Linked DNA regions of Homo sapiens: regions 1 and 2 are each linked to region 3. The links are chromatin contacts, found by Hi-C in ENCODE. All regions are on one chromosome and are shown on one strand. The core of a region is the stretch at or near the end of the contact, and the rest is flanking DNA. Distances in the headings are between cores, read along the strand shown.

What was found. Hi-C counts contacts between places; a loop is a spot of excess contacts on that map. Pooled maps may share reads with other maps.
Region 1: a map of naive thymus-derived CD4-positive, alpha-beta T cell shows a loop between it and region 3 (4-fold over the local background). The contact joins the enhancer-like site here to the promoter of SLC10A7 in region 3. A Hi-C loop is called at or near these places in 2 of 168 maps with a recorded cell type or tissue (naive thymus-derived CD4-positive, alpha-beta T cell and posterior vena cava) and 7 of 50 pooled maps.
Region 2: a loop to region 3 is called in a map of ascending aorta, with 7 times the contacts of the local background. The contact joins the enhancer-like site here to the promoter of SLC10A7 in region 3. A Hi-C loop is called at or near these places in 4 of 168 maps with a recorded cell type or tissue (CD8-positive, alpha-beta T cell, ascending aorta and sigmoid colon), 3 of 37 single-sample maps with no recorded cell type and 17 of 50 pooled maps.

Annotation. Positions count from the first base shown.
Region 1 is chr4:147,055,876-147,059,318 of GRCh38, reverse strand. No RefSeq gene overlaps it. Among named protein-coding and RNA genes, the nearest start is that of TTC29, 110 kb to the right of the region's middle. Within about 2 kb of position 1,783, at least 2 of the 41 ENCODE cell types and tissues checked have a DNase peak (open chromatin) inside an H3K27ac peak, as active enhancers do.
Region 2 is chr4:145,731,511-145,734,600 of GRCh38, reverse strand. C4orf51 (chromosome 4 open reading frame 51) reads right to left here. Exons shown (of 6, transcript NM_001080531.3): 6 at 1,804-2,148. The coding sequence ends at 2,041. Among named protein-coding and RNA genes, the nearest start is that of C4orf51, 53 kb to the right of the region's middle. RefSeq lists an enhancer at 1-604 and a silencer at 1,160-1,759. Within about 2 kb of position 1,585, at least 33 of the 41 ENCODE cell types and tissues checked have a DNase peak (open chromatin) inside an H3K27ac peak, as active enhancers do; they include ascending aorta and sigmoid colon, where a contact is called at or near this core.
Region 3 is chr4:146,520,420-146,523,714 of GRCh38, reverse strand. It overlaps SLC10A7 (solute carrier family 10 member 7), which reads left to right and starts at 1,775. Exons shown (of 12, transcript NM_001029998.6): 1 at 1,775-2,097. The coding sequence starts at 1,998. RefSeq lists enhancers at 928-1,007, 1,178-1,597, 1,608-1,687, 1,908-1,977, 2,418-2,647.

The DNA.
Region 1 (3,443 bases), core at 534-3,033, 540 kb before region 3:
AATGCTGCCTCCTATGGAGGGAGGAGGGTGGGAAGAAACACTGTGTCCTCACATAGTGGAAAGAGGAAGGGCAAAAAGGGACAAATTGCCTCCATCGAGCCCTTCATAAGAGCACTTTATCCTGTGAATGAGGGAGAAGGCCTCATGACCTAATCACCTCTTACAGGCCCCACTATTTAATACCGTTACATTGGCCATTAAGTTTCAACACGTGAATGCTGGAGGGGACACATGCAAACCATAGCATTGCAAGGATGAATGGATACTGAGCAGACTAAAGCAACAGATGTCCACCTCCTATGCTCAGTGGCTGGCAACTTTTCTCCACCATGGACTTGCATTGGATGAGCACTAGACTAAAGCGATGCCACCAGAATGCACCCTGAACTGCTCATAAATCCAGAGACATTTTTACAATAGGATTATTTTTTAAAGAATCCTCTTTGATAAGTTTGACCTTCATCTAGGTAATCTGAAATCAGACCTTATATGTCTTTTAAATAAGCATACAAATGCAGAAATTACCTAAAGAACTGAAATACAGGTTGCAGCCAAGAGAATAAACTGAACTTCATGACTTTCTTAGTTCTTTTATAGACCTTGGAAGTTTTCATCAGTTATTTTCTGCCATTTGTGGCTTATTTTGAATATCTAGAGACGATGTTTATGTGTATTTCAAGAGAACCGTGAAAGGGCCTATGTAAATATTATTGTAGTAGTTAACTGTTTTGGAGATCTTAATCAGAATTACATTATTTGTTATTGTACAATTGGTAATTCAAACCCTAAGGATGTGAACTCGTGGAAGGACTTACCTTTTTTAATGTTTCAAAAACTTGTCATAATAGCTAATATAGTATAATGTGTCAAATTATCAAATATAGCAGATAAAATGATTATAGAGATGTCACTTGGCTTGATAATTTTAAGAATAAAATGAAAAAAGGGAAAATGATTATAAAGACAAATTATAAAGAGTCTTATTACAGCTTGGCATCATCCTTTCTCAGGCCTGCTGTATAGCTTTCATTTTTAATAACATTTGAGTCTATGTAATAAATGAATCAATTTTTATAACATGTATTTTTATTAAGAAGGAAGCCCAAGTGCTACATTCATCTAAGTTCAAGTTGTACTTTTCTTATAACTAGCATCTTACTATATACAGGAACCTGGAAATAGGAAAAAAATTAAGTTCAACTTAGAGTGCCCATGAAGAATATGGCTTAGTACAAGAATCTTAAAAGAGTCACCGCTTTTTTATGTGACTAGAGTCGTGCTAGTAAAGTAGCTAATTGAAATTCTAGCTCTAGGGAAAGCCATTAAGGTTAACACACTTCTTGAGGGAGAAAAAAAATGTTCTTGAGGCAAAGGAATGCTTCGTTGAAAATCTCTTACAGTATTTTTAAAAGGATCTTGGTTGGTGGTCTATGTATGCCCATTGTCTTTAACATTTCTTGCTTGATTTTGTTTGTTGAATGTGATTCCCTTGTACATTTCTTTGTTCTTTTTTCCTTAAAAATGTTGCATGGCTACTTACGTTTAGATCAGACAAATAGGCACGTTCCCCTTCAGGAAGTGCTGTTAACGGGAAGAAGCCCGAGATGTAAGAAACAAAACAAGTTGAAGACCTTTCATAGGTTTCTTTTCTTTACATGACTTTACTTTTGTTTGTTTTTAAAAGATCTTTTGCCAATGACAGTATAAAGTTACTCATTTTTTTTTTGCCTATTTCTCTTTCCCACCTTCTAAGAATTTTATGTGTTAATTTCTTTGCAATTTTACCACTATTTTACACTTTCACTTTCAAAATACTGTAAGTTAACACAGTCAGCAGATTCCAAACTGCTAAACTTTTGAATTCTCCGAGTCCTACATGTGTAATTGGGTCTATTTAACTGCAGAATTTGGAATCAGATGTTTGTCAGTTAATCCCACTAATTCAAACCGTCCAGTTTACTCTGTCACCCTCTACTTCAAGCAAAACCCACAGTTTTTTATTTTCAAATGAAATTTAAAAATGTTATTTTGATTAAGCATAAGAGTGGCCAAAGTCACAGCAGAATTTTGTGTGCCTTTTTGTCAGTTACCACACATTTTCTCACTTACCTCGTTTTGGTGTTTTTAATTGAACATACTGAAGTTGTAGCAAGTTCTTCCCATGAACATTGCTCTATGCACTCCCTCTACTGATACCACCATGTATAAACATTGTTTCTGTGTGTGAGAGATAGAATTTCCCCAGAGGCCCACAAAACATTTAATGAAGTGTGAAGCACAAACATTTCATTACAACATATTGTGTACTTTGCCTTTAATAACTACATTCTTCATCCAAGAAGTCTCAATAGCTTTCAAAAATTAATTACAGTAGTATTATTTTTCCCAGAATATAGTTTTTCCATGACAGAAACAGCACTTTCCTAAACTATTGTATTTATTAGCAACCTGTTGCCCTTCGACACTAGTGCCATTTTCATCGACCCTGATCAAGTGTGTATCATTTAAACTTCCTTTAAAAATTATTAAAATAGTTTCATGTTATTGGATTCTTTTTCCTTAACTGTTCACAATCACCACTGAAAATGATGCACTGAAAGGGAAAGTGTGAAGTTGCTGAACATTACTTTGAGTGGAGAAGTACATTTAATTGAAGACCTTCATGGTAGTGGGGATATTCTTTTTTTCCCTTGATTGTGCACAGAGGAGGCAGATGAGCTCTGAATTCCTTTGTTTTACTATTTCCCACTTTGGTCTGCTCCAGAGAAACTCTCCATCTTCTGTCTTTATACCCTTCCTTCCCAAGACAACCCCTCTTAGCTATTATGGATACAAAATACAAAATATTGTGGGATGACAATATTTTATGGCCAATATTACAAATATAGGAGATTCTTTGCCTTGTTCAGTGATGTCCTTCATGATTTTATCAGTGTAGTTAGTTTCTTAGTTCACTTTTTAATTATCAGTAATTTATGTATAAGTAATAATATACAATATATGTTATTTTACATTCTTGGATTCTTTTTTGCAATGTAACCTGTTAGGAATGTTATCCAAATATGTGTTCCTAACTAGTGAGTGAGCTTAAATTGGCATATGATAAAGTTATCTTAGGTAGACTTTGAATAGAAGATACAAGAAAAATTATGAATCTATGAGACATACATCTCATCTGTTGTTGAAAGTTACATTTTTGTTCTATAAACTTTCTGAACTAACACTTATTTTTTTTTTATTGAGGCCAAATAAATTGCTATTGTCCTTGCAGCACAAGACCATCCAAACAATTTTTCATCAGGAAATAGGACTCTCCTTCTCTGCCATTTGCTTCTTCAGCATAGTTTTTGGTAAACCAAGTAACATCTTCAAGAGTGGTAGTTTGGCAACTTAAATCAAAGATTTCACTAAGAAAACATTAATGTTTTCACTGACTTCATTTC
Region 2 (3,090 bases), core at 336-2,835, 790 kb after region 3:
GAAACAGGAGGAACAGCAAAGGGCTCTAACTCCGCAAACAGGGAGGCACAGAGCAGGACAGAGATGGGACTGCGGCTGAGGGACTGGGGAGATTCAGGATGTGCCACTAATGAATTGGTTTGACCACAATCTTCCTTGCTGTATATGATAAAGCTCTTGATGCCCAGGTCTCTTCCCCACCCTCCCATCCCCAAATTAGGCCGCAGTACTGTACTCATCAGCCACGTGACCTTCCCGAAGCCCCTCCACTTTCTGAGTGTCCTCAATCAATGGATATACATCTCGGATGAATCCTAAGGAACACTCTAGTTACAACACTCAGAGTCTATGAACCTGCCGGTTCCCTTTTTCTTGGACACAAGCCCTAACCCACGTGTGAGGGAATATGTTTCCACAAGCAAATATTTGTTCTTTGCCTTTTGGGGGTTAAGGAATGGTGGACAGACAGGCGAGAAGGTGTAGACCCCACCATACCAATGTTGCTGGTCAAATTGAACTTGTGTGGCCAGGTTACTGTTGCAACCTATCTGTAAAGCTGTTAGCCTTCATTTTTAGAATTAAAACAGAATTCTAATCAGCTATCCTCTGCGTATAGTAAAAAACAAATGATGAATTAATGATAGCCATTACCTTGGAGAACTGTATTTTCTTGGACTAGGAAAAGCCAAGAAATTCGAGATTAAAACCAGGATCATGAGGTACTAGACTCGGAACCTAAACAGAGGCCTTTCTCTCCTTCTGCCTGGGATGTCTACTGGGGCTGGCCAGGGCAAAACTCCGGAGGTTCCTAAGTGGCTACAGGGCTGCCTTTTCAATGCATGCTTTTGGAGAGCTTAATGGAAACCATACGAAGGTTGCCGGGAATCAGACCAGATGGCTCCCGGGGAATGTATTTAACCCGACCTAGGGCTAAGAGACAAAAATAATCACTAGGAGTTTGTGGGGCGGGAGGCAGGGGTGGTGCTGCGACTTTTAATTGTATTTTCTATTCAACAGAAATCCTAAGAGAAGGACGGTCTTGGTAACTAGGAGTAAACGGAAGGGGGTGTGGGGAGCAGAGAGCGGGGCTGGGGAGGAAGAGTGGTAGGAGGCGGCTACTTTAGTAAACCAAACACCGTTCTGCTTTTCCTCAGAAGTCGGCGGCTGCCGGGGCCCTTCGCGGGCCTAGACGGCAGCGGGCTCCTTCCCGCGCCCCAGGTCATGTGCAGCCCCTGCCGCTCCCGGTCCCTCCCTCCCGCGCGCTCCGCGGGGGCGACGAGGCGGGCGGTGGTGGGGGGGAATCAGCAGGAGGAGGGTCGTAGGCGGCGGAGGCGGCCTGTGGACGCTAGGGGAGGAAGATCGTGGGGGAGAAGAGGTGGGCCGTGGAGGAAGAAGGAGACGGCCGCTCCGGCGGGCCGGGAGGAGCGGGAAGAGGCGGACCGGGGAGGGGAGGGGCAGGCGGCGGGTGGGCGGGCCGTGGGCGCGGCTTTGGGGGCGCAGGCAGCCTACCGAGGGAGCCGGGACGGGAGGGCCACGACTCCGCCCCTGAGCTCGCGAGCCCGCCGCGTCTGAGGCCGCCCCCGCCCCCGCGACTGTCGGAGCCAATTCGCTTCCCGGCGGCGCCTTGCGCGGAGGAAAACCTGGCGGTGGAAGGCTCCGGCTCTGCTGGGTGACCGCTCTGAATACAAAGAGCATTTCTCACGCCCCTGCGCCTTCCCCGGGGCTCCCAGATACAAGGGACAGGCTCTGTGACGCCGGAGCCCCCGACGGTCGGGGCCGCAGCACCATTTCTGTGGTTCTAGCAGAGAAATGTGGTCCCAAGTATTTATTTAAAAAGGAAAATTTAATAAAGATTATAAAAACTTTTGTCTCTCTCCACCAATTAAAAAGGGAAAAAACTGATAAATGAAGCCCATGGAATTGTCCCAGAAAGCCAACCTGCCAGGGTCCAGACGTTCCTGGGCGGGGCGGGTGGGGGGAGGGTGTTGGGAGGGCCCCATACCTCAAAGTTGTTTATTAAGCAAACTCCACGCCTCCAGCCTTGTGGCTTCATTTTCCAACTCAGTTAAATGGCGATGAGGGTCCTCCCCAGCCATAATCGGAGTATCGATCAGCTTCTGAATCCTCAGATGAGCAAACCTTGCTTTCAGAATCGCACCGTCCATGAAGCTGGAGAAAAATGGCCTGGTTGTCAACACTCGCTCATCCGCAAAGGTCACTTTTCCACAGAATTGGGAATTAAATGGTCTCTTCCAAACCAGACATCATTCATGAGCAGGAGATGGGATTGATCCTGCATTTTCTTCCATCTCTCTTAACCTTCCTGTTTAATATATTGTGTCTCTGTTAGGAAGGCCAGATTAATAAAGTGGGAGAGAAAAAGGGCAGGAACTCTTGCAATCCCTAACCGGCCCCCACTGCTTCTCTGGTAAGATTCTTTCCAGGTTTCCCTAATTCCTTTAGTTCCCACATTCCTGGATGTGAATGCTCTGCTTTCCAGTTTCCATCAGGAACTTCTTCAAGATAGGACACAGGAATATAAATATTTAGAGAATGATTACCAAAAGCACTACCCAGCAAGCAAATACTTTCGAAACTAAGAATAGTGTTAATGATCGTTGAAAATTTCATTCAATCTCTACTTATTGCTTTGATGCAGGAAATTGGGCATTTATATATCTCAGTGCTTGTTCTCCTCCAAACTATATATATTTAAAAATATTAAGATTTGCCTTGTCTCGGCCGGGCATGGTGGCTCACGCCTGTAATCCCAGCAGTTTGGGAGGCCGAGGTGGGCAGATCACCTGAGGTCAGGAGTTCGAGACCAGCCTGGCCAACACAGTGAAACCCTGTCTCTACTAAAAATACAAAAATTAGTTGGGTGTGGTGGCACACACCTGTAATCCCAGTTACTCGGGAGGCTGAGGCAGGAGAATTGCTTGAACCCAGGAGGTGGAGGTTGCAGTGAGCCAAGATCACGCCATTGCACTCCAGCCTGGGCAACAAGAGTGAAACTCCTGTCTCAAAAAAAAAAAAAAAAAAAAAAAAAAAAAAAAAGATTTGCCTTGTCTCATAAATAAAAAGTCATGATTTATTTTTTTGCTCAGGACT
Region 3 (3,295 bases), core at 526-3,025:
CACAGATCAAAGAGGTATTAGTAAATAATTTGTGAATAGCTGTACAGTTAAAACAGCTCAATTTCTGTAAACTTAATGTTTAATGATGTTTTAATACAAAACTATCCCTTCAATGACTGAGACGTATGACTCTTTAACCTACTAAGAAATTACTATAAGAAAATAATTATGTTGTAAACTATCTTTCATTTATCTTCACTTATCTTCTGACTGCCTGACAACTAACATCAAATTTTATATTTCATGTACCTGTCTCTTTTCAGAGTAAACTGCTTAATGTCATCTATGTCTCCCTGTTAAGTTCTTTTTATCTTGAAATTAATTTTTTTTCATGTTGCCTGATGTATAATTAGATGACACTTGGTACTGTGTAACCTACAACTGGGAGCACAACTCTTAAAGTGGCTTAGTTTCTGGAAGTCTTGCCATCAAGATAAAGCTAAATTAAATAGAGGAAATGACACGACGAGTGTCTTTCCAGCTTTGAATAAATTCAGAATTAAAGTCTGTCATCACGAAACAATCTCTTCCAAACCTTAAGTTCTATTTTTAACCATTTAAGTGGCAGATGCCAGGTTATTTCAAAATATCACATACTATTTTCTTTCTTTCTTCATTTGGATGAATGATACAGTGGAGTTCATGCTCTTGCAGGGTCTACCGGTAGGAAGTCCATTCATGAAACCATCAATGTCACTGGTTGCCACAAGACATTTCAAGGAAGAAACTGGCAGATAGAACTAGCACTCGTGGCAATGGAAGGTAGGACTCCCCAACCTCTCAGACTCAATCCCCCACCACTTCCGCGTTGGAATCCGCGACCCTCTTCCCAGAGTTTTCCTGTGGCTTGGGTAGGTCAGCCCTGGGGGCGAGCCAGAGCGGGCACCCGCGCGCCCAGGGGCTTGCCAGCGCAGACCCCACTCCGCCCGCGAGTAGCTTAGTTGGTGGGGAGACTTCAGCTGTCACTCTCGGCCCGCAAAGGCAGATCTGCCCCGATCCCTGCAGCCCTCCCCAGTCCCGGAGACAGGTGTGGGCCGCAGAGGGAAGGGGATCCGGACCAAATGCCCACCCGCAGGCGAGCGACCTGGCGAGGTCGGGCCCACCTTCCTTGGGTTGTAGCGGACGCCGGCAAGCAGGGGTCCAGCGAACGTGGGCATCTGCCCGGCGCCGGATTTTCAACCCACCGCCAGAGATAAGGCTCCCCGCCCACCAGCGAGCCACTTTCCCGCGCGGACACCTCTAACTCCGGCAGCTCAGGCTGGGAACTCGGAGATCCAGAGTGGCCTCCCCTCCCCCCCGCGCATACGTCAGCGCTAGCGTCGTGGAAGCGCCGTAATGTCCCGAAGAAGCGCGTCTCCAAACTTGCACCCCGCTGCCGCAGCTTCAACGGAGAAATCCCTTGCCCCAAGCACACGTCAGCCCTGCCCGCGGAGTCATGGCACAGCAAAAGAGAGGCTCTCCATGGAGATATGCTCCAGAAGGGTGGGTGGCTGTGCCTAAAGGTTTGTTAGAAAAGGACAGTCAGTGAGGCTTGCTGGCTGTGGCGCCTTACGACGCTCTCCCCGACCCCTCGTCATTCAGAAGGTTCCGCAGGTCTCGACAGCGGTGCGCTTGTCAGCCCCATCCGGCGGCCAGCCTCCCTTGCCGGATCGCCCACGTTGTCGGCCTGGTCCGAGTTCTTCATTTCAAAGCATCTGCACCTGCGAGCCCGCGGCCAGAGGCGCTGGGGGCGTTTGTGCGCGTGTATTCTGAGGCGCGTGGTAGTGATGGCGGCGCTCAGTGAGACTTTCCTGTCACTGGCTACTACTACTCCCAACCCTCCTCAAAGCCGCCGGAGCAACCCCCAGGTCTTTACTTTACAATCGGCAATTTGACTTGCTCTGCTGCATGTCTGGAGGGACCAAGGAAAGTGTGGAGACGCTCCAAGGATTAGGTGATCGGAGCTTGAAAAGAAAAAAAGCCAAACAAATAAACAAAACCCACCCACCCTAACAAATATGAGGCTGCTGGAGAGAATGAGGAAAGACTGGTTCATGGTCGGAATAGTGCTGGCGATCGCTGGAGCTAAACTGGAGCCGTCCATAGGGGTGAATGGGGGTAAGTGCTGCACCTCTGCCGGCTCCACCGCGGCTCCCACTTCAGAACTAATTTGTGAGTCTTGGAAAGGTGGGGCAACCCTCATTGCAAGCGCTTGCCAATTTCAGGGGGCACTGACCAGCCTTTGGCCCTTTTGCTGATTTTCTAATTTACCAACCCCAGAGGGAACTTGTAATTAGGAACGAGGCAAAGGAATTTGAGGGCAGGTAGCCTTTTCCGTAGACAAACAATGACTATCCTGAGTGTCAAGAAGTGAGGTTACAGAGAATGAAACTTACTCCTCTTGCCTTCAAAGTAGCATCCTATCCCAAGGGAATCTAGGTTGCTAAGAGTTCCGTATCTATCTTGGAGTGGACCTCATTATCGAGTCTACTTTCGAGTCCTCCCCGCCCCCACATTAAAAAAAAAAGTGGAGGAAAAACAAGAAAAGGGACACCTCCGCCCCCAACTCAGATTTTATGGCCCACATGTTGGAGAGTGATGATTTGCTGTAGTTGCTGGTGCTCCAGAAACTCCCAAGCCGACTGACACGTTGCACTCTTTGATTACAGGACACTTCATTACAGCATACTTCCGTGTGCTGCCGGGATTCAGTTGCTATACTAGCAGTCTAACAGATACAGACTGTTAGACTATGTGTAGTGTAGTGTAGTGTGTGTTTTGGCAAGGAAATGTGGATGGACTGAAAGCATACTTAGATCTCTGAATAGTGGGAGCTTTGTACAGGAGATGATGGGCACTGGTGGGAACATTAGAAATATTAGTTTTTTATGCCCCCCCCAACACCTTTAGACAATCTTGTACTACTTTTCATAAACATTAATTGAATTTATTCAATTCGCTTGTCTTTTTGACCTTGTTTGTCAGTTTCCAAGCTTATTGACAGGTTTAATACCTAACTCATGCAACCGGAGCAAATAAGGATAGAGGTGAACAGGCACAATATTTCATAGTAGGAAGCGCTCAGGAGGATATTTGAAGTTATTTTTATCTTTTTGTTAAAACATGATGGAAGTGAATGAAATGATCTCTTAGGAGAACAGCAGTGGTCCCTTCTCCCCTTAACCTCCACCCCATTACTCTGTTTAGAAGTAGCTTCCGGGAACATTTTAAAAGGAATTATTTAAACCAAAATTGTGGAGATGAAGGATTGTTTGTTTTAAAATTTTGTTCTTCTGTATTCAACTTAGAACAAAAT